Regions from separate parts of the Mus musculus genome. Here all the other regions are linked to region 1. A link is a loop called in an ENCODE intact Hi-C map of the cell type or tissue named here. Cell type or tissue: heart. All regions are shown on one strand. Links, peaks and the distances in the headings refer to the core of each region. The heading gives the core; the rest is flanking DNA.

The links. Peaks named below come from ENCODE experiments on the same cell type or tissue, not always from the same donor. Only the 100,000 strongest peaks of a DNase experiment are listed, where the experiment ranks them.
Region 2: it touches region 1 in a loop (2.8-fold over the local background); 2 of 42 quality-filtered maps call a loop at or near these places.
Region 3: it touches region 1 in a loop (6-fold over the local background); 25 of 42 quality-filtered maps call a loop at or near these places.

What each region holds. Positions count from the first base shown.
Region 1 is chr6:32,316,549-32,324,518 of GRCm38, reverse strand. All of the region lies in intron 3 of Plxna4 (plexin A4), which reads left to right. Among named protein-coding and RNA genes, the nearest start is that of Plxna4os1, 190 kb to the left of the region's middle. In heart, for the core only: a CTCF peak has its summit at 4,056; no DNase peak of the experiment used is centred there.
Region 2 is chr6:32,014,448-32,022,417 of GRCm38, reverse strand. Gm31894 (a long non-coding RNA gene) reads right to left here and starts at 4,420. Exons shown (of 3, transcript XR_377515.2): 1 at 3,704-4,420. In heart, for the core only: a CTCF peak has its summit at 4,534; DNase peaks (open chromatin) are centred at 4,177, 4,797 and 5,367.
Region 3 is chr6:31,933,739-31,941,708 of GRCm38, reverse strand. No RefSeq gene overlaps it. Among named protein-coding and RNA genes, the nearest start is that of Gm31894, 80 kb to the left of the region's middle. In heart, for the core only: a CTCF peak has its summit at 3,340 (motif pointing left); a DNase peak (open chromatin) is centred at 3,218; H3K4me3 peaks cover 630 bases; H3K27ac peaks cover 342 bases; H3K27me3 peaks cover 1,717 bases.

The DNA.
Region 1 (7,970 bases), core at 1,629-6,628:
AGATACTTTTTTAATTCTTCAAAAGAGCTTCCTACACCCCCACCCTGATCTACCTTGGCTTCTGTTGTCCTTTTTCCTAGCCTTGCTACACACACACACACACACACACACACACACACACACACATGCATTTAGTTTATGTGTATATTATGTATGATAAAGATAGACAGATTTATGCTTATTGTGATATAATTACATGTAGCTATATATAATTATAGATATTTATTGTATATAATTTTGTAATTTGGACCTCGGGAAGCATCTAACCTTATCATTTTGCAATGATTCCTAGAGAAAAGAGTAGTCTGAGACAAGGCTGCAGAGTTGCCAACAACTGGACTAGGCCACACTCAGGTTTTCTTCCTGGGTGGGGTCTCTCTCTTCACCACCGTCTTCCCTCTCATGAGAGTAACTCTCCTTCAGCAAAGCATTTGTACATTAAAAGATGCTTAACCCCAAGAAGAATGCCTCACTCGCTGGAATCCAAAGGCGCTGGTCATTGTGGAGGAGGTCTTTGCACAACTATGTCTTCCCATGAGCCATTTAAAATTTATGTGAATAAAGTACATGTCCCATTGAAGCTACCTGGCTTTTGGGAACTGAGACAACTTCTCTGACCTGTGTTTTCTTCACTATGGAACACATGCCCTAAGGGTCCAGGGCTGCCGCCTGCTGCAAACCATTAGGATTAAGAAATAACCAAGTGTCTTGGTTCTACCAGAAATATCTATGTCACAGCATAGAGTATAGCATACCTTTCCCAGCTCCTTCACGGTGATCAGCTGGGAAGCAGGACATTATGGCTATGTAGTCTGAGTCAAGGAATCTCCTGTGATAGCAACTTTAGCTTAACTCTGATAGTGTGCTGGGTCCTGAGCTAAAATCTCCTTATCCTTACCTCTTCACACCAGCCGAATGCGGTCGGTTCTCTTGGTGTTTGTGTTTCATGGTGAGGAAAACAAAGGTCAGAAAAGCTGACTCATTTCCCAAAAATCCATGCAGCCAGTTCTACGCAGAATGGTGATTGGAATTTGTATAGCTTATTTAAATCATTACATTATTTAATACCTTGGGAAGGCCCAGTGTGATTGCTACTCTCCGTTGCTCACTTGACTACATCTCGACTAAAACCCAAGTGGCTGGGCACACATACAAGGGATTCTTTTCTTAGTTACAGCATTTGAAATGGAAGTCCCACTTATAATCTGAGGCTTTTGGAGTGGGAAGATAGATACACCTGCAACCCAGATCTTTTTATTATTATTATTATTAGATATTTTCTTCATTTACATTTCAAATGCTATCCCAAAAGTCCCCTATACCCATCCCCCACCCTGCTCCCCAACCCATCCACTCCTGCTTCCTGGCCCTGGCATTCCCCCGTACTGGGGCATATAACCTTCGCAAGACCAAGGACCTTTCCTCCCATTGATGACCTATTAGACCATCCTCTGCTACATATGCAACTAGAGACACAAGCTTTTGGTTGGGGGATACTGGTTAGTTCATATTGTTGTTCCTCCTATAGAGTTGCAGACCCCTTTAGCTCCTTGGGTACTTTCTCAAGCTCCTTCATTGGGGGCCCTGTGTTCCATCCAATAGATGACTGTAAGCATCCACTTCTGTATTTGCCAGGCACTGGAATAGCCTCACAAGAGACAGCTATATCAGGGTCCTGTCAGCAAAATCTTGCTGACATATGCAATAGTGTCTGGTTTTGGTGGCTGTTTATGGGATGGATCCCCGGGTGGGGCAGTCTCTGGATGGTTCTTCCTTCCATCTCAGCTCTGAACTTTGTCTCTATAAGTCCTTTCATGAGTATTTTGTTCCCCATTCTAAGAAGGAATGAAGTATCCACACTTTGGTTTTCCTTCTTCTTGAGTTTCATGTGTTTTGCAAATTGTATCTTGGTTATTCTAAGTTTCTGGGCTAATATCCACTTATCAGTGAGTACATATCATGTGTGTTCTTTTGTGATTGGGTTACTTTACTCAGGATGATATCCTCCAGATCCATCCATTTGCCTAAGAGTTTCATAGACTCATTGTTTTTAATAGCTGAGTAGTACTCCATTGTGTAAATGTACCACATTTTCTGTATCCATTCCTCTGTTGAGGGGCATCTGGGTTCTTTCCAGCTTCTGGCTATTATAAATAAGGCTGCTATGAACATAATGGAGCATGTGTTCTTATTACAAGTTGGAACATCTTCTGGGTATATGCAATCCAGATCTTTTGAGGTGGGAAGATCTACCTTTAATCTGGGTGACACCTTCTGGTGGAAGCCTATATAAAGGACACGGAAGAAGGGCAACCTTTGCCTGCTTGCTCTTGCTGAGAACTCCATTCCTTTGCTGGCATTAGAGTCTACATCTCCTGGATTATGGTGTATTCTGAAGACCAGCTGAGATATCCAGCCTCGTGGACTGAAAAACTACTGAATTCTTGTACTTTCCTTTGATAGACATTCACTATTGGACTACTTGGAGCACAGCCCATAAACCATTCCAATAAATTATATATATATATTGCTTCATAGAGAACCCTGACTAATACACCTAGAAGCTAACACCAGCAATGTAGAATAAATGCTAGCCAAATGGATATGATGCTATTAATATGTTAATATAACATTTGCATATTATATGAGTTCATTGATGACTGATTCTTTCAGCCATAGACTCCTATGGCCCTGGTGACTTCCTCAGTGGATAGCCTCAGTTTTCACATCTGAAGTATGGGAGAAATAATTCCCACAGGGACTGCAACAATGCCAATGGGTTTTGCTCAGTGCCTCAGAGTCCTGAGATCAATAGTGTAATTGCTGTGAAACACACAGACCATAGTACCGCTGCATAAATAATTGTAATCACTGTGCCCAGTGACAGACAGGATGGCTTTCCAATATCTTATTCTAAAATGCATTTCTCTGCAATTAAATTCACAGGCTTTGGGCAGAATGAGCGTCCCACATAGATAGACACATAGTATTTGTTTTCCCTGCTAGGCCCTGAGATACTTCAATTCTAGCTCCTCCTTCTCCTCCAGGCGCTCCCTTGCTGAGGTCAGAAGTTACCATCTGACTTGAGTGTGTCTTTAGGCCCCCCACAACTGCGGGTGGGGGTGGATAACAAGTAGTCAAAAGAGTCTTTGTCATATCCCAGCCATCCCCTCCCTGCTGGAACCTGGGGCCCCCTGCTTTCTACATCTGTGCATTCCAGCTCCATCTGGTGATGTCATCCAGGCACAGGGACACCCTTCTCAGTCCCACAACTTGAAGTCAGGGAAGGGTTCTTCTCTACAGTGTCTTTGGGGACAGATTTTTCTGACTGTGAGCCATTCACATGCCATACTCCAGGGATCAAGAATTCCAAGGCACTCATTGGTGCCAAGTCCAAGAATTTCTTTCTCAGGGTGCCTGCTTTTTTTTTTTTTTTTTAAGATTGGAGAGAGGGAAACCTACAGGATTGTAGTAGAAAGAGGAAGCATACAAGTAGTGGTCTATGCGATGGCACAGAGTGCCAAGAGGCTCCAGTAATTTGTTACTGGACAGTAACTGATGTCCTCACAATGGCATGTGATACCTTTAGAGGCCTTATTGCCAAGTACAGGTTTGGAGCCAAAACTGTCAACTCAAGCCTGGAGTCACTCTGATATCTTTAGTACTGTAAGCCCTGTAGTCAAAAATACACAGACAGGAAGGAAGGATGAAGGAGCATGTAAGGAACCTTTACTGGGACCCACCATTATGCTGCACGAGATGCTTCATGAGTAAGATGTTCGTGGACAGTTGCTACAGCACATGGAAGGCTTGGATTCTGTCCTGGCATTCAGTTGGATGATGGAGGAATCTTCCATTTTTAGTGATACTTGAGATAGGTTTTTCAGTAATGTGGCACATGTGGTTGATAACTTGCCACCTTTTTGATGTATACACACACACACACACACACACACACACACACACACACACACCACATCTATATCTATATTTCACCTTGTTCGGGGCTTTTCAGTCTGTTACCACCTTAAAGCAACCCTCAGTTTTTCAGCCAGCAGCCAGGTGGCGCCACGTGGACCAGAGTGGCCCACAATGTGTAGCTATCATGTAGTCCTAAGACCAAGAGGTTGAAGGAGACAGACAGACCCCTATCTTTTTTTTTTTCCCCCCCAGGAGTTGCATTCTCCTCCTGCCCCATCCTGGGAGATTAACAGATTCATCACTCCTTTGTCCCAGGTAAACAGACCATTCTTTGCTACACAGCTGAGCACACATCTATCCATGCAAGGCAGTCTTCATGCTCCACAGAAAGACTGGCGCCCCAGCAGGTTGATGAGGCTGTTGGGAAAGGACCAGAGCAGAGCTCATCAGTGGGAGCAGATGTCGAGCTAATACACACTTGTCTGATGCTCCTGGGGTTATTTATTTTTCAAGGAAATTGCAGAACAGTGCCTATGGGAGGAGCAACAATTGGTCTCCTGAAGTTTCCCAAGGATAGCTGGAAGCAATAGAAGAAGATGAGAACCATATAGATCTGTGTTCCAGAGGTTGTTGGTGTTAGGAAACCTAGTGGTCCTCTAGGATGATGAGATATTAGCTTAGGGGATCATGATAGGGTGTCTTAGAACTCTGGGACCCTTTGGGGTATTTTCCATTATGAATGCAGTGTACATGTTTACTAGTTAATTTAGTAAGCATCTGTTAAGCAACTGGCATATACTGGCTGTTGAGGACCATGCAGGAAGCACTGTTTCGCTATATTACCATGCACATCTTTGGGCCTCATCTGCATCTTAACTCTAATCAAGCATACTGCTTCAACTCACATCCACATGTTCTCTTACTCCTAGTGATGAAGAGCATTTCATGAGGTGCACAGTGGCCCGAGATGGGAACTCTGAGCCCCATAGTTTATCTGAGGCCACCCAACAAATCAAGCACATGCTGTAGAAACTAACAGGAGGCAGAATGGTAGGGGTATGGATCGGTCAGTCCATGACTTGCACTGGAGCCTGGCTTCTGATCATCTGCCCTGGGAACTTTGACCCACTGGCATGGAAATAGAACATGCAGGAAGCAGAAGAGGAGGAAAGAAGTGGCTTTGGAGTCAGTTAGTTTGGGCAGATGCCACATGGAGGAAGTGATGGGAGTGGGTAGGATGATAAAAACAAAACATCCCTAATAGTGCCCTGGGGTCAGTTTTAGAGGCACTGGTGAACTGGGTAGGTTAAGGGAAGTGGAAAGTTGATTAAAGGAAGGTGTCTTAGTTGGAGTTACTATGGTTGTGACAAAACACCATGACCAAAACAAACTGGGGAGGAAAGAGTTTCTTTGGTTTATACTTCCACATTGCTGTTCATCATTCAAGGAAGTCATGGCAGGAACTCAAACAGGGCAGGAGCTGATGCAGAGACCATGGCAGGGTGCTGCTTATGGGCTTGCTCCTTGTGGCTTGCTTATCCTGTTTTTGTATAGAACCCAGGACCATAAGGCCAGGGATGGCACCGTCTACAGTGAACTGGGCCCTCTTCCATTGATCAGTAATTGAGAAAATGCCACATAGCTGGATCCCATGGAGGCATTTCTTCCGTTGAGATTCCTTCCTCTCAGAAAACTCAGTGCCAAGCTGACATAAAACTAGCTAGGACAGATGGGTATGGGGTGGGAGCACAAATGCAAGGCTCACTGCAGCTTGGACAGACTGGACTTGAAGGCTTTATGGTTAATATTCCACTGTTATTGAGAGGGAGCAGAGAGAGTATCCAGGAGGAGTGTCGTTTTCACTGAGGTTCTGTTCTAGGCTGATGGTGGCCATATGTAGAAAGATTAAAGGTGGAAATGACAAGGTACAGATGAAGACACAGCTCAGAAGCTTCAGTGATCAGCACGGATAAGATAGGTCTTTGGGCCCAGAGACTGGAGGACCAGAAGTCTGTGCAGACTGGTAAAGTTGGGGATGAATGGAACTTAGGTCATCTTTCCTCATCCGGGTCACACTTGTCATGTCTCTACTCTGTGCCCAGCTGTGTGCTAGCACCTTCTAACTTGAGTTAGAATTTGGCCATTTCAGATAAAACAACAACAAAAAGCAATGGTGCACCAGTTCAGGCAGGGGTCCACCCTTTCCAAGCCACTTCCATTTCCCTGTGCCTCTAGATAGACAGGAGTTCCTGGATCCCTGTGGAGAGTGCTGAGTGCCTCTCACAGCCAATGCTTGCTGTGGCCTTTGCACATTAGCCTCTTCATTACAGTAACTTTGCACATGGCATGTTTCTGTGTGTGCCAGTGGTGGACATATTTCTGTGTGGCACATACATATGGACAGAGAGCAAGCTTGGGTGTCGGTCTTCCGAAGCTACTAGTCTTGCTGTTTAAAATAAGGTCTCACTGGTCTGAAAGTGGCCAAGTAGGCTGGATCCACCTGTCCCAACGTGTTACCCCTGGATTAGAAATATGTACCACCTTGCCCAGCTATTTTTATGAGTAGATTCTGGGGATCAAACTCAGTTTTTCGTGTTTGCAAGGAGAATGTTTTATTGACTGAACGATCTCCCCAGCCCCAATTACTAGTTTTTATTGAAACATGATGGTTACCCCTTTATTATTTATTTTACATGCTTGGGGACATTATCATACTGACACAATGTCAATAATGATGGAGCTGTTATTATCCTGCTTTTAATAGGAGTGAAGTGACGCTTGGGAAACTTTGGGAGGATTGTCTCAGGCCACGCAGTTCCTAAGTGCCAGAGCCAGGATTCACAATGCTTGCCCATGGGCTTTACTGCTGTCTGCCAATGCGTCCTATCTTCAGGACTCTGATCTCTCATAGTGCGGATGAGCATGGTCCATCTGCCAGGCACCAGAAGGAGCTGATGCGTGTAAAGCACATGGCAGGGTACCTGGCTCGTGGCAGGTGGAGAATTAACTAACTGCCTATTTGTACTCCTTTCTGGGAGTGGGAGCAGTCTGTCCAGGCTCCCATGCAGACAGAGAAACACGAGGAATGGCCAACCAGAGTTTGTGAGGGAAGATTACTCGGGACAAAAGGTGGTAAATAACATCAAGCTTTCAAATCTGGAAGCCTGTAATGTACTCTCCTGAGGCATGTCTTGGACAGGTGGAATCAAGGAGATAATTTTAAAGTAGTCTGTATTTTAAATATCTCAGTCTGAGCTGTTTCTGGTCCTTGCTTTATATGAACCATGTTAACTTTGCTTTTCATTTCTTCAGATTCTCCATGTTCTATAGTTGAAGATTTTCTCTGTGTACCACTCATGCACATGTGTAGTTAGAGGCCAAGGTCCCAGAATTTTTTTCTTGATCTGGACAATGCAGGGGAAGAAGACCTAATGATTGCATAGAAGTCATCACTCAGCCCTTTGAATGTGTCTAATAGGAGACCCAAAGGGACCAGTTTTGTCGGCAGTGTTTGGTAAAGTGGATGTGGCGTGGGATTCATGCACACGCAGTGCCTGTCTAATTAATTGCTGTTTACAGTCTTGCTGTTCCTTTTGCGTTCTCTTTCTCCTGGCTAGGATCAGGAAATCAAAACAAAGAGCTTCATTGTGCTATTCTGGGGCAACTTAAATAGGATAAACATGGGTGTGGGGTCCAGGCTCACTTTCTAAGTTTCAGATCAGGGAGGCACACCACACCACACCATGTAGTAGAATTCACATTGACAGGGAAAGGGCCCAACTGCCTACCAGGGCCTATGTAGGGAAGCTCCAGCAACATTTTGCCCCTGGGTTCTTTCCCATCAGTGTAAAATAGGGAAGCCCTTCATCATGAGGGTAAATAAAGATGTCAGTGGGTATTTGTATTCACTCATTCATTCATTCATTCATTCACTCACTCACTCATTCACTTAGCAAACATCTTAGAAACTACTCTGTGCATGGTTCAAGGGTGCAAGAGATACGTTTTAATAAAGGTTTCTACATTCCAGGAAGAGGTCACACAATAAG
Region 2 (7,970 bases), core at 1,494-6,493, 300 kb after region 1:
AGACGGAAGGGAATTTTCCCAGGAAGGGAGTGGGCTGTGTAGAGAAAGGGAAGAGAAGCTGCAGGAGGAGCAGCAAGTGCCTGTCTGGTCCCCAAGGAGACAAACATTCCTGCCATCGTCACAGGGGAATCTCTCTCCATACACCAACTCTTCCAGGAACGAGAAGTATTTTAAACACGGCAATTAAGGTAATAGAAATGCATTGGCTGATGTGGATGTAACTCAGAACACAGAATGCCGGAGGAGCGCAGTCCCATTCTTGGGCAAGTTTGAGTCAAGGTACTGGCAGATGCGACACAAGAATAGGCACTGCTCCCTCAGGAATCCCATGACAGACTCCCTGTTGCCAAGAGTGGAGTTTCCCATCACCCTCCCTTCCTCTTGTCAAAGGCTGGTACTGTGTGAGCTGGCAGCGGGCTGACAAGGTTACAGGGAGAGATCTGATATTTTATCACACTTCTGGGGCCCATGACAGACAGGCTCGTGTGGAGTAGGCCCATGGCCTCTTCTGCCTCCCTCTCCAACTATCCACCTCCCACCCCCTACCAGTGTGCTTCACACAGGCCTGCCAATCAGAGACAAAGATAAGAAACTGACTTGAGTCCTCCTCCCAGAGCCCAAGCATCGAAGGCAATTATGTGCGAGTTGGAGAGTCTTAGTGCTTGTCAACCTCGGTATGAGGCTTGTAGTGGAACTACACAGATGCTGCCACAGCAGCGTGTATGGCCTTCTGCAGGACACAGGGCTACTCTTAAACAGGCACCACAGATCACTGTTATGCCATTATGCTCACTATTAACAATGCACGACCATGGAAAGAGTCATGACTGTGGGTGGTGGGGCAGGCCTGCCACCCATGCACAGAGGCCAGCACTTGGGAGGCAGAGGCAGGCAGATTTCTGAGTTCGAGGCCAGCCTGGTCTACAAAGTGAGTTCCAGGACAGCCAGGGTTCTACAGAGAAACCCTGTCTCAAAAAACCAAAAGAAAAAAGAAAAAAAAAAAAAAAAAAGAAAACTATCAAGCCAGCTGCAGCACTCGGAAGTGGGCCCTGCACCTCACCTGAACAGCACAGTAGAGCTGGCCCCAGTGGCAGTGGGGTTTGTCTGTGAGCTGGCCCCAGTGGTGGTGGTGGGTGAGCTAGCCCCAAGACCATGAGCTGGGGAGAGCTGGCCTTGCCCAGCCCCTCATTTTCATCTGCAAGGTGGTAGTGTGGGTTCAGGAAAGATGCCATCCCACCCCCAAGCCTCCTACCTGCAGTAGGAGAGTGCGCTGGCCCAGAGAGCCAGAGAGCTGGAGAGCTGGCCCCACTCCTCACCTGAGCAAAGAGGGAGAGCTAACAGGTTGACCAATTCAGCTTCCACCCATGCCCAGATCTAGGGTTCTGAGGTCAACCACCCCAAAATATAATCCATCAGTGAACTGCTGGAGCATGTAGAAGGGCAGGTCCTGCTGATCCAAAGCTGCAGGACCTTCATGACCCAAGACATCAGAAGAGTGCCAGCAAGGATCCAGAATTGGTTGTATAGCAGAAGCCTTGAACCAGACAAATGACTCATTACAGTGAATGTTTGCAAGAAAAGCTGTTTAGACAAAAGGGTGACCCACCAAAGCTTCTACTACTAGCTGGTGTTTTCTTTTAGAAGAACGTTGGTTGCAAGGGTGGTGGGCGAAAGGATGGGAAGATGAGTGGGACTGGGGTGCGTGATGTAAAATTCACAAAGAATCCATTAAAAAAACTAGAAAGCCATCAAGCTGCACAGCCCATACTATCCAATGTTCTTCCCAGCTACCCAGGATGCAGAGTATGGATATGAGACCATTGAAGATAGCTTGGTAATGGCCCGTGAAGATGTCACTTAGAGCAGTCACCACAGGCAATAACATGCAGGGTCCTTTGTAAACTGAAAACAGATCGACCATCTGATCTCACAGTTTTCTACTGGGTATAGAGTCAAAGGAATGGAGATCAACATGTGACAAGGCATGTGTAGTCACAGATTCGTTTCAGCACCATTCACAATTGCCAAGATATGGAACCAGCCTATGTGTTTATCAGTTGGTTAATACATAAAGGAAATGTAGTATGTAAGCATAATGGACTATTTCTCAACCATATAAACGAATGACATTTTGTCATTTGTGGCAACATGGAGATTGGAGAACATTGTATTTGATTAAAAAAAAAAGTTAGGCACAGTAAAGTGAACATTTGCATGTTTTTGCTTAGAGGTTTAAAAGCCAATCTCACAGAAGGAGAGAAAAGAATAATGGTTATGGGAGCTGGACAGATGGCTCAGTGGTTAAGAGCACTGTCTGCTCTTCTGTAGAACCTGAGTTCAGTTCACAGAACCCACATGGCAGCTCACAACTGTCTGTAATTCCAGCTTTGGAGTTCTAATACCCACTTCTGGCTTCGAAGGGCACCAGACATACATGTGGTACACAGATAAGCATGCGGACAAACACCAACACACTAAATAAATAAATAAAATAAAATTAAATTAAATAAATAAGAAAAATTTTTAAAAAAGAATAATGGTTACCAGAACCAAGGAAGGTTGAGGGAGGTGGGAAATGGGGAAAGAAGTCCCAGCTACAGAGTGCAGTTGAACAAGAATAATCCCCAGTGATCTGTAGCAGAGCTGGGTACCTATGGTTGGCCGCAGCCAGCTACATATCTCAAAGGGACTAGTGGAGAAGAGGTTGGATGTTTCTGACATAGAAAAGAGGAGCTAATGTATAAGGTTATAGACATTCAGCTTACACTGACTGGATCATTACATACTATATGTCTGCACTGGGGGCTGGCTCTGCAAGCGTGAGGGCCTGAGTTTAAATCCCCAGCACCGGGTAACAAGCTAGGCATAGTTGTGACATTTGTAACCCCAACACTGTGGGTTGGAGGCAGGTGGATCCCAAGAGTTAGCTGGCTAGCTAGGCCAAATGATGAATTTGCAGTTCGGTGAGAGATTGTATCTCAAGGCAAAAAGGCAAAGAGGAAGATATTAGATATTCTGATGTGGCCTCTACATGCATGTGCATAGATGTGTACATAGATATACAACACACACACACACACTGTCATACTGTACTCCAAAAATATATTCAATCACTCTATGACAATTAAAAATAAAAAGATAGTTAAAAAACAAAATTACCAGGCTACAGAGTAGATCCTCCCTGTGATTTGGGGGAGAAAGGGGTCCAGGGGAAGAGGTGAGCAGGTAGAGGAGGAGAAAGAATGAGGGAAGGGTGTCAGGCTAATAGACAGAAGGAAGCTTTCCAGGGTAGGTGCTCCACCTGAAATGGGACAGACCAGTGCCTAAGTGACACAATCAATACATCCCTTCCTGTCACCCTTCCCTGTGGCCACAGCTGCAAAACAAGGCAGAATGAAGGCAACACACAGACACCGTGGTAGCTCATCAACCACAAGAATACAGAGACAACACAACAACACAAGACAATACCAAGCTTTGAGGCCCTGGGCCTGGATGGGTGACTGCCACTCCCCTGTCTGCCCCGGCTGCCTATATGCTCTCCCGTTAGCTCCTGATCCAGAGGGTCCTGCTTCATAAAGAATATAGGGTTCCCCAAAACTCCAGACTCTTTCACTGTACTTACTCAGGACGTCCTGAGAGGATTTCCCAACTCAAGCAGGATGCCCATGGCTAGAAAGAAGGGTGTCAGATTAGAACATACCTGAAGTCAGTGCTGTTGGCTCTCCTGAGGTCTCATTTCTTTTCAGAGTAGACTAACAATTCCTGGTATTTGATGGCTGAGTGTCACAATGTATGCCATTCAGTGGCCATAGACCTGCTCTAAGAACTCTCAAAAAATAAAATAAAATAAAATAACTCTAAGAGACAGATGCATTCATTCCCATTTTATGTGGCTAGAAGCAGGTTTGGAAAGTCTACACACAATGGATTTCAGTCAGGCCTCGGACTTCTCAACTCATGGCAGAGTGTTGAATCATTAAAAGGCCCCAGTGGCCCGGCACTCCTCACCCAGGGTTCCTGAGATCTGATAACACCTCTAGCATGGTGCCTTTCTAAACATTAAGGCCATTGCTTTTGACACTTTTCCCAGGGCTATCTTGGGGCCTCCAAGTGTCCCTTGGCTGTAAGGCTGCAACCCAGGGCAGTCAAACCTTGGCAAGCTGTGGAAGGAACCGAGCCAGGGATGCTTTGGCAAGAAGCCCGGGAGCACATCCTTTAATAGTTCGGGGTCTCCTATAAATATGCCAACTGCAAATCAGAGGCTCAAAAGCAAATCCCAACAGCGACTCAATTTCAGGGTCTGAAGCATTCTCAGCCCAGCCTTTCACATCAGCTCAAGTCCCCCCAGGTTCGCTGGCTCCCTCCATATAATCTACTGAAGCGCTGAGGCCCTCTCCACTAAACGCTGCAGCGACCAACTATGAAGACAGGGAGTGTGGCCAAGGGGTCGGGAAGAAATTTGGTAAGGTTGCCTGACTCTCAATAAATATTTATTCCCACTTGGGGAGCCAGGGTTGGACCAGAGCTCCCCCTGGGCTTCGCATGGAGAATTTTCTATGCTTCCAGCGGGGAAGGCTGAATGCCAACCTCTTCCCCCACCGTACCCTTGAAAACCTTGGGTGAGGCTAGAGATGCCTCTCATTCTGTGTAGACTGTTTGGTCTTATTGTCTCTAATCTGCATAATAAACTTCAGGGTGGACGCTGCTGTTGTCTTTTCCAGAAAGAACCTGTGGGTAAAGGAGAGAGGACGATGCAGACACTAGCCGAAGAGTCAGCGTTTGGCTCAGATCTGCTTGGCAGCAGTGTCTGAGCTCTTTCCTTCCAAACACCATGCTCTCTCCCTCTGGGTTGAGACCACAGATCTCTGCCAAGACTTGGTTCTCTTCCTTCCATCCCTCTCCTGGGCCCCACGAGGGGCCTCACTTTGCTGCCAGTATCCCGAATAGACCCTGTGAACCCCAGCCTCTTCAGTACCACCTGGTCAAGACCCCCTTGACCTGTACCTCTTACAATCTCACTTATTGTGTTTCCAAAGCAGTGGTCTAGGAGGAGAAGGCAACTTTATGAGTGAGAATGACGTAGGGTGATGAGGGCCATGGCTTATCAGTATTAGTTTGTCAATTGTATGTGAGGGACACTGGTCCCCTCAGCATGGCCTCCTCCCTGCTTGATCTCTTTTTAGAGACATATAGTAGGGAATAGTCATATCCTCTGCCTCCTCCAAGGTCACTGGAAGGTAGACGGCTATGAGACCCAGCTTGTCTAAGTCTCTGGGCGGCCACGTCTCACAGTAGCCAACAGTCCCATCTAGCACAGAGTCCCTGGGGCTTGTTGCCATCCACATGCTGAGCACCCCACCTCTCAGCCTGCAAGCCAAAGTAGCCTTTGCAGTGGAGACCAGGCACGTTGCCAGGGTCCTGGACGACTCTGGCAGTCAAGGACATTGCAGACTCTCTCTTCCACCGGGAGCTGGGGAGGCAGAAGGAACTTGGTTCAAATTCCAACTTCAGATGAGTTGCTGACCTTGATACTTTAGTTCTCTTTCCGCACACAATAAGGATGAAAATCTTACCTGATTCTTGGGACCTGTGAAGAGAGAGAGAAAGCACTTAGGAGGGTCACATAAAGAGCTTTTCTAAATGTCCTGACTCCAGGGTCCCTCTCCACCCAGCATTTGAACATATTACCCAGACTTAGTAAGGAGTCAAGAAATGAATTGGATTTGCCCCTGCAAACCACGGAACAGACAGAAAACCAACTAACAATGAAATCGCATGTGAAAGATAGCAGTTATAGGCCTGAGTTCTAAGCCATCCGTCAACACATACTCTGAGCACCCATATTAATATGCCCCTTATCACCCAACAACCAAAACTCTTTCCTATAGAAACTTTATTTACAATTGAGGAGATGGTGAAAACAAGAATGAAAAAGATGAAAATTAATTTAAAAATATACTGATCATCAAAACATGACTCTTGTTCATTTATTCAATGCACACATGCATACACACACACACACACACACACACACACACACACACACACACTTTAATCGTAATTGTTTAATGTATACCATGGATTGTATGGGAAACATGGTTGACTACATAGCTACACCCTCAAGATATTTAAAGTCTAGAGAAGTAGACAGATGAACAAATCAAAGTTCAAAATTAATTTACTCTCTTTTGACTTTGACTATTGAAAGCAGATAAGCCCTGTGCTATTTAAAAGGCTTTATTCAGAGATTCGGAGGTCAGATGCAAAGCTTTAAGCAGAAAAATGTCCGAGGTCTGAGTCCTGGTCTCCAGGAACTCAGAGCCTCAGAGTCCAAAGGCGGAGTTAAATATGTTTTGAGAGGGAGTTGTCATCAAAGAGATGGCAGAAGATGGTTTTGAAATTCTCATCTAAAAGTAGTTGGGGGCTCTGAAAAGACAAGTAAATAGATTCTAGGTGGTTGGCTGCCATCCCAGCAGAAGGGAAAAGCAGACAAGGCAACAAACCATCTTTACTAGTCCCACACAGCAGTGAAGGCAGAGGCAGAACCAATTAGCTCTACATTTGCTGGGTATTCACTGCCTCCGTTCTTCATAGAAGAGAAGTACCTGTTGTCTGTAAGTACCACCAACAGAATGCCTATACAGTCACTAGTGTCTAAGAAATATTCACTGAGTTAATGGGCCAATGACAACACAATTATTTAGATGAGAGAAGCCCTTGTTTCCAGTATGCAGCAGCATAGAGTTTTATAGGGAGTCTACAGTGCTCAGAGCTGAAGATCTGGTCTTCAGGTTCCCTTAGATGGCTTGTAGTCACCTTGAACTCAGAAGAAATGGGTACAAAAAGATCCAGGGATGAGAGTGAGTGATTTGCTTTTTTTTTTTTTTTTCTCATGGCTGTGGCAGTGCCTGACAGAAATAGTGAAAGGAAGAGAAAATTTAAGGGGCTCTCTCTGTGGTGGCATTAGCAGGAGAGAGAGGCTGTGCCTGGGCCCAGAAGAGGCAGATATAACTTTCAAGAGACAGTCCCTAGGGATGTATTTACACCTGCAGTGCCCTAACTCCTAAGGTTCTACCAGCCTTCAAAACAGCACCATGATTGGAGGACCAGGCATTCAAAATATGAGCCTGTGGCAGACATTTCAGATTCAAACTGTAACATATCCCCTGGTCCATGTCTGCTTGACTCCTGGAGGCTATCTTGACTTAGAAAATGTCTGTACTTGTGTGTTCTTCCTTAAGACTGCATGCTTCAGTGAATGTCACTGCCCAATCCAGTACCCTGGGAACTTAACCCCTCTCTCCTCCTTATCCACTCTCTACTCCTTAGTACCAATCAATCAGTGATGTTTATATAAGTACAAAGATGCAAAAATCTATCCCCCAACGTTACCACATTTCTAATAGCCAGCATTTCTGTTCTTGGCCTTCCAACCTAACTGTTTACATTTCTCCACCCTTCTTTTCCCAACAACTGCAACTCTTCCTGTTATGTGTTCCTGTGCAACACATTTCACATGTTAACCCTTCCTTTCCCAAACTTTGCCCTTTGATTCAGCCCTTTCACCATCCCAACTAGGGCAAACCTGTCTCCATGCTCCCTTTTATAACAGGATTCAAAATTGCAAATTTACAGCCCCACTGTCCAGAGGACAATATCAGCACATGGCTTCCTAGCCCACAACAGACAACTGTGTTCATACATCTAATGCAAGCAAGATGAGACAGCTGAATTTTATCTCATCTTCATGTCTTGCTCTGCCTCCAAGAATGGAATGGGTAGGGAATAAAGTGTGAACAAATAGTGAATTTTTATTTGCCCCAAGAGTAACAATTCAGGCAGGAAAGTAGAAATATTGAGAGGTTCAATAGCAGCAGGATGCCAACTGAGAGGAGCTAAGATATAGTTCAGTGCCCTTGGTGGTCTTCAATGTTCCAGCCAAAAGACTGTCAACAAGTCTTACAGCC
Region 3 (7,970 bases), core at 1,198-6,197, 380 kb after region 1:
TCACTTGTGGGGTACCTGGAAGGATTACACGGGTATACTCAGCTCCTCTGACTCTCAGGGAGGCTTTGGGCCAAGTCCCTTCCATAGAGCAGCTGTGGTACCATTGGTCATCTGCCTCCCATCTGGTGGTGCCCCAGCAGGAAAGTTGCTGGGTGGCAAGGAGAGCTCATAAACCATCAGGGAAGAGCGGTGACAGTGGTGGGCTGTCTCCGCAAAGACCCATGGGCCTCCACTCCACCTGGCTTACCTCGAACCCAAGTCCCCTGGAACTGTGGGCAGGAGCTGGAGAAGCCCTGACACCCATTCCTAGTCGAAGACCAAGACAGCTAGGAGAAGAGTTTTTCCAGATGTTGGCTCTTGGCTACTGCACACTTAGGTCTGGTTTGGGGGTTGGAGGCAAAGGTCTTCAGTGGTAGGGCAGAAACTCTTCGGTCCCTGTTGTCTCTAGGAAAGATTGGAGGGATGGCTCTCAGTTTTGACCACAGGCCATGAGTGAACCCAGGTCACAGGAAAGAACCATGAGAACCAGTCTCAAGGCTCAGAGTTTGACCCTGAGGCCAACCAGGTTCTGCTGCCCAGCCAGAAATGGCATCAACCCTTCTGTGAATCCTCTCCTCTCTTCTGATCTCTGCAGCTGATCTGGTCACGGGGACTTGGTGGAGTTCTACCTAACACCTGCCAAATCCACCTATTCAGGTGACTGTGCTCACATGGCGTCTCCTCTTCACTCTAGAAGCCTTTGTCTGAGGTACAGGAGGACAGAGGAAAGGACAGGAGGGGACAATAGGAGAGGCACAGCTCGTAGCTCCAGAGGCCCAGCACTGTGGTAGTGGGAAGAAGAAAGACAGGGGACAATGGCAGTCCCACAGAGGTGGTATGGAAACAGAAGGGCCTTGAAGAATGATACCCCAATCCTCAAACTAGCAGAACAAGAGTAGGTTGAGCACGTCCAGGAGGCTCTAGCTCCCAAAAGCCACCATGAGAAATATCAGGTCCCAAGGCCTCTTCATATAAGTGTGTCTGAGCCAGGAGTGATACAGTGGAAGAAAAGTCGCATTATCCAGTTCCAAGGATGCTCGTTCAGGATGGGAATGATCATGACCTTCCGTCCCTCCCTCATAATGCCTCAGCCTGGGTTCCCCCACCTCCCAGGCAAAATCCCCAGATCTCACCCACTGCCCTGTACTCCAGCTTGGTGTTCATGGTGAGCTCTCACAGGGACCTCCTTCCTGGGGGCCTGTCAGAGCAAGCTCGGTACACAATCAATGGAGTTTCTCGGCAGCAGCTGGCAAGTGCTTTCAATGAATTGGAAAATCTGGTTGATGTGTCCTAAAGTCTAGTGCTTACAAGAAGGCTTGGGTGTGGGAAGTACTTTTCAGTTAGGCCTGACTTTTCTGTCTCCCGCCATCCTCCTCTCTGTGCTCCAGAGGTTTTTTTTTTTTTTTTTTTTTTTTTTTTTTTTTTTAAAGTTAAAATGTGGCACATCTTTTATTAATATCTTGTAAGACATGCTTCCTCAAGTAAATGGTTCTTTGCCTTAGGGATCAATGTGATAGTTGGAGGGGTGCTTGAGTTTATGTGTGGGTCTGTTGAGGGAGTGGGGAGGAGAAGGATGCTGGGCCGGTGTTTACTGACGATGCTCACCTGTGCAAAGTGTGCTTGCATTTTATTACAAGTATATCTTGCATCACAGGTACACACGCATACAGCTGTGCCTCCTCTTGTGCCCTATTGAGACACCCAGTCTCTGGGTGTCTCAAATATCTATGGTCTGTCTACATGAACAGACAGGGGACCAGAGGGCTGCCAAAATGCCCCTAACTCACCAAGACCCCCTGCAGGTCGGGAAGTGTACTGGCTGGTTTGTGTGTCAACTTGACACAGCTGGAGTTATCACAGAGAAAGGAGCCTCCCTTGAGGAAATGTCTTCGTGAGATTCAGCTGTAAGGCATTTTCTCAATTAGTGATCAAGTGGGGCAGTCCCCTTGTGGGTGGGACCATCCCTGGGCTGGTAGTCTTGAGTTCTATAAGAGAGCAGGCTGAGCAAGCCAGGGGAAGCAAGCCAGTAAGGAATATCCCTCCATGGCCTCGGCATCAGCTCCTGCTTCCTGACCTGCTTGAGTTCCAGTCCTGACTTCCTTGGTGATGAACAGCAATGTGGAAGTGTAAGCTGAATAAATCCTTTCCTCCCCAACTTGCTTCTTGGTCATGATGTTTGTGCAGGAATAGAAACCCTGACTAAGACAGGGAGGTACATGTTTCTAAGGGTTCCCCTTATCTTCCTTTTCTCTCTTCCCTCTCTGGTATCTTCCAGAAATAGTCCCCTTCCTCCTGCTTCTCCACAGAGTCAGATAGAGAAGTATGCTTGACAAGAATTCAGAGCTGCAGTCCTTAAAGCAGAAAGGCCTAGAAACCAATGCCAGCCACCCATTCTGTGGATGGGCATACTGAGGCTCAAAGACACAAAGGATTTTTTCTCCTATGTGCCCAGAGAGGTCCTTGCAGAGCCAAGACCACAGCTTGGTTTCCCCCATCCTATCACACCACCTTGTCTTCAGTGCAGGAAACCTTCCTCCCACTCAGGTCAGAGCTGCGGTGTAGTGTTGCTGATGAGCATGGCTGTTCAAGGAGATGGTCGCAGCATCTGCAGGTGATGCTCACACTAACTGTCTCAAGGACATGGTGACCAGGTAGCCTTCCTCCTCAAGGAGCAGAAAGAAGGCAGCAGCAGGGATTGGAATGGGACGGTCTGCCTGTCAGTCAACCTAGTCCCCTGAGTCCCCCAGACATGGCTCTGGCATGCCAGAGGGCTGAGGCCAGTATGCTCTACGAAAGAACTGAGAGAAAGGTACAAACCCAGGCTTGAGCCCTGGAAGGGACTTTAGAGATGATCAATTTTTAAATAATCTCCGCTTCATATTCAGAAACTTGACACACAAGGGCTTGGTGACCTGCCCAAAGAAACATGGAGAGATCGCCAAGTTTATAAACCCTGCCCCTCCACCCCACTCCCACCCTATTAGGAATTGATGCTTCTCTGCTCCTCTGGGAACAGTCTGACCTGTGCTCAGATGAAATGCTAATCCTGAGCGACTCACCGATGTGGTCAGTACGCTCTGAAGCCCCGCCCCCTCTTCTCCGTTTTCTTCCCCAAGCCACTCTGCTTCCTTAAAGGCAGAACAGATGAGGAAGGCACACACACAGATGTGCCAGGATCTGCAGCTGGCAGGCTCGGAAGCCCTCTCTCTTAAGCATTGCTCCACCCTAGCCTGCACCAGTAGCAAAGAAGTAAAGACCTCGCGGATGAATGAGAACGGGGCGGTGGGAAACCCAATTCGTTCTCCAAGGACACGAGCGCCCTCTGCTGTTCGCATGATGAATTACGGATTCGGACTAAACCGCATGAACGCAGCAGCTAAGTCTCACCAAATCAAGAGGGTTGCAGCCACCACCACCACCACCACCACCACCACCACCACCACCACCACCAACAACAACAACAACAACAACAACAACAACAACAACAACAACAACAACAACAACAACAACAACACATAACTAAAGAAAAGACCAATAAAAGTGAGACCCAAAGTGGAATCTGGGAGGAGAAAAGCTGCCTGAGTTCTTCTATGTGGACCTTCGAGCAAAGTTCAAGGTCCTGCCCATTCCCCATTTACCCGCTTTGTGCTCCCCAGGTATTTTCTAGTTTGATTTCAAAGCAAGCTGTGTAGTGATTTGGGGGTAGGGGGAGCCTACTTACTCCACAACCTCTTGAGTTCTGAGAGTTTATAAATATTCACCTTGGCAACTTTGAGCACAGATCAAAGCTACAGTAGATAGGATGAAGGACTAGAACGCTGGGATACAGCTCCATGGCTGTCACTTCCTACTCGTGTTGGACCTTTCTGTGCCTCGCTCTCCTCATCTGTAGAATGGGTCTTCTGAGTCCTAGGGAATTCCCTTAGGTAACAGATGGTGCAGTTTTGGCAAGCCAGGGTGGAGAGATCCGATTCAGGCCCCCGACCCTTATCAGTTTTCTTCCCTGTTTTGTGAGCAGTAGTGAGGTAAAGGGGTTACAGAGATAGGACACTGTCTTGCTCCATTTCTCCACATGGGTGACCACAGAGCAAGGCCTCTGGTAATTCTATTGCAGCCTTGGCGATTTACTGAGCTCCTATTAGTAGGCAAGGCCTGCTGTGTAAATTCTGCGGGCTCCTGAGGACTGGTGCTCAGGAAGACAGGAGGGCACAGAGTAGAGATCCCAGAACAGCATAGGAGCCTTGAGATTGGAGCCTGGGAGGCCAAGGACAGGCCAGCTTCCTCTGAGTCTAGCATTTCCCGAGGCCAGCCCTGAAATGACTTTCCTTGTCTAAAAGGTCAAGGTCATGGGCTTGGGGGTGTAGTGCTGTAAGGCAGAGCGCTACCATGTGTGTCTCCCGACAGCTGCTCTGTCTCCTGGTCTCAGTGACAACACAGCCGTTAAGGAGACCTCGCCCGTGATCGGTGTGGAGGATGCGCGTACATTATCATATGATCATGGCATTCGTCAGCGATCCCTTTCCTATTTTCTGCATGAGGCTCCCTTATTTGAATGTGTTTCCTCAACAGAAATGAGAACTCTTCTTTGTCCCTTCTTCGGTCCCAGAGCTGTGGTGGGGCGGGGATATCCCAGGTGCATCTGCGAGGAAGCTTCCAGAGGGACCCAGAATGCTATTACTGAAGGCTAAATGTTCCGTGGCTAAAAGCTGCTGTAGCAATCTTGGCATCCACTCTGTTTGAATGGGTACATTACTGTAATGTCCCATTGCTGCCGTCAGCACGCAGAGGGCTGGGCTATTTGTAACCGCTGAGACGCCTGAGCAGCAACATAAAGATCAAATGGTAGAGACTTCCTCTGCCTCAGCTGAGACAACCAGGCTCAGGGCTTTGAATTTGGCCGGCCACCTACCTCAGAAGCTGTGGCCCAGGGCTTCTGGTGTGTGGGAGCGCTACGGGGAGAGGAGGGTGGTAAGACAGGGTGGGCTAGAGAGAGAAAATAAGGGGAGAGGGCAGAGGCAAGGTGTGGACCCAGGAGCGAAGACTTCGGCATAACTCCACCCCCACGCTCCTGAACCCTGTCCTGAAGCCACCATCTGCCCCCTATCCAGCCCCCTCTGCCCCTCAGATCAGGTCGATGACTTCAAGGTGTTCAGGAGAGCAGCTGCAGGTTTCTACCCCTGCTATCACACACAGAAGAAGATGCAAAACCAGTCGCTCCCCCAAGGTCCAATGTGGGTGCAGGGAGGGCTGGGGGACTTTTAGTGTTCTGGATGGAATTTAGAAGGTGAGAGGAGATGAAAATACGGTAGGAGGGATCAATATGTCAAGATCATGTTACCACGCACTCAAGGCTACTTCTGCCTTATGTGGCGTTAAACCTCCCCGCCCCACACACCACCACCACCACCACCACCCCACCCCGCCAAGTCGTTATGTGGTCTGGTTGTTCCTGTCCGTGGGTCCCCATCCACACCCTGGGAGTTCATATGAGCTTTGATCATGTTGATTTAAAGGGGCTTGTTTTCTTGGCCTCCTCTGTCCCCTCTGGCTCTTACCCCCTCTCTGCTTCCTCTTCCTCGGGGTTCCCTGGGGGGGGGGACTTGATGGAGACACCCCATGTAGGGATGAGTGCCTCTGATCTTCTCTATACACTGCCAGCTGACACCCTTATGGCTGTGTGGTGGTGTGTGATACCTCCCCTCCCCCGTTTACACACAGTCTCCTCTAGCCAGGCTGTGCCTTTCAGCCTAGGTGTGCTGGTGGCCACTTCACTTCTGTCCCTCCCGTGTCCTATCACATCACCAGGATTCTTCCCAACCCATACTCATCGAATTTACTTATTTGTGTGTGTGCACACACACATACACACACTTTTGTGCATGCACAAGTCCATGCACAACTGTACCCTGGTGCTTGTGTGGAGGCCAGAGAACAACTTAGAAAAATCATTTCTCTCTTTTGACCCATATGGGTCTGGTATTCAAACTCGGGCAGTCAGGCTTGGCAGCATCACCTGCTGAGCCACTTCACCAGTCCCTCATTCTTATATAATTATGGCAATTTATATACAGTGTAATGGTAATTACCTTAGCCAAGCCACTCTTGTGCAATATGGCAGCACTAAGTACAACTCTGGTGGTACACAAGCGCCATCACTATCTATACCCAAAGATTTCCGTCATCTATAACACAGCTAAACACTGCAAACTGTCAGTCCCCATTCCCTCTTCTGCGCTCCCCCATCATCCAAACTCTGCATCCTCCCTCTGTGGGTTTGACTTCCCTAGGACCCTCACCTGGGTAAACTCCGAGTCAATTCACCATCTCATGCCTGACTCATTTCACCTAGTGCAATGCTTCCAAGATCCATCCATGTTGTACCACATATCACTTTGCCGTACCAAATTTTCACTGATAGTCACATAGCCAATTAAGATCCCACTGTAAACCACACTTCTCCATTCATGCACCAGTGAGCGCCTAGATGATTCCAGGCTTCTAGCTATGGTGAATAATGAATGCTGCCGTAGACACAGGTGTAGGAGAAATTCCGTTCGAGTCTCTGCTTTCAGGTTTTCTGACTGTAAACTTAGGAATGGAAGCACTGGGCAGGTGCTATCTCCGCGTGTGTTTCTGAGGAGCTGCCAAAGTGTTTCCCAATGACGTCACACCATTTACACTGTCACCAGCCATGTGGGGCTCCAGTTTCCTCACGTCGGGACCAACACTTGCTAATTTCCTTTTATTTTTATTATTATAATTATGATGATGATGATTATGGTTATTCTTATAGATATGAATTTGATGATATAGGAGGAAGAGCTTGCAGGCTCCGCCTCTCTGTGATGATCTTGGAGGAGGAGCTTGCAGTCCCCGCCTTGGAGAAGGAGCTTGCAGTCCCCGCCAAGGAGCTTGCAGTCCCCCCCTCTCTGGAAATTTCATTCTAAGCTTGACTCCTCTCGACACAGAGGGCCCTTATTTGGATTGTCCTGACTTTTCAGCCCATTGAGTATAACCTATGTACTTTGAAGATTGACAGCTCCTGGAGGAGAGGAATTGTCTACCCATGGTTCTGAGTCCCATGGTCTCGTTCCCACTTAGCATGGGGAGAGGAGGGGAACCCTCAGGCAGCTAGCCCCACCTCATGAACCAAAGCAGACAATTGATCACTACCATCTACTTTGAACTGCACATTTCATTCCTCAGTCTAGCTGTCCCAGCCCTTCCTGTTGAAAGGACCTGGAAAACCGAATGACTTGAGGATAGCTTTTTGATACTTGGGAGTAAATAAATAAATAAATAGGATTGTTTGTTTACATTTAAGAACCCCAGAGCCCAGAGGTGATTAGAGGGGATACTGAAAGAATGAATTTAATCACAGAATCAAATCTCCAGAGAGGCGGGGCCTACAAGCTCCTCCTCATCCCCTCCTTTATGCTCCTCTGTGGACCTCAGCTGCAGAGTTGCTGCTGCCACACTCCCTGACATGTAACCACCATCAGCCTCTGCCCGCTGAAGGGCGTGGCTTCCCCTGGGGCGCCTGCGGAATTCAGGAATACTTGGTTACCTCATACAATCCAGCTAAAGTCACAAGCAAAGTTCTCAGCTGTTACCAAAACACCTAAAGCCCTAGCATTGCTAAGGGCACACGCTGCTGGGCCCTTAGGGGAGTTCAGGCTACTCCGAGAGAAAGCAATGGCGTGGGGGCAATGGCGGCTATGGTACCTGTGCGGTCATAGGAACAGCAGAAGGGCCCAGAAGCCCACTGACCAGAAATAGGCAGAGGCTAGAGAGTGGGTGCACACTCGGGGCTGCGGGGGAATGAAGCAGAGAGATCAACAGTAAATTCAACTGCGATAGGGCTGCCCCTACAATCGCCTCCTGGCTCCTTCTCTCCCCATCTCTCTCCCAGTCACTATCAAAGCAAAATT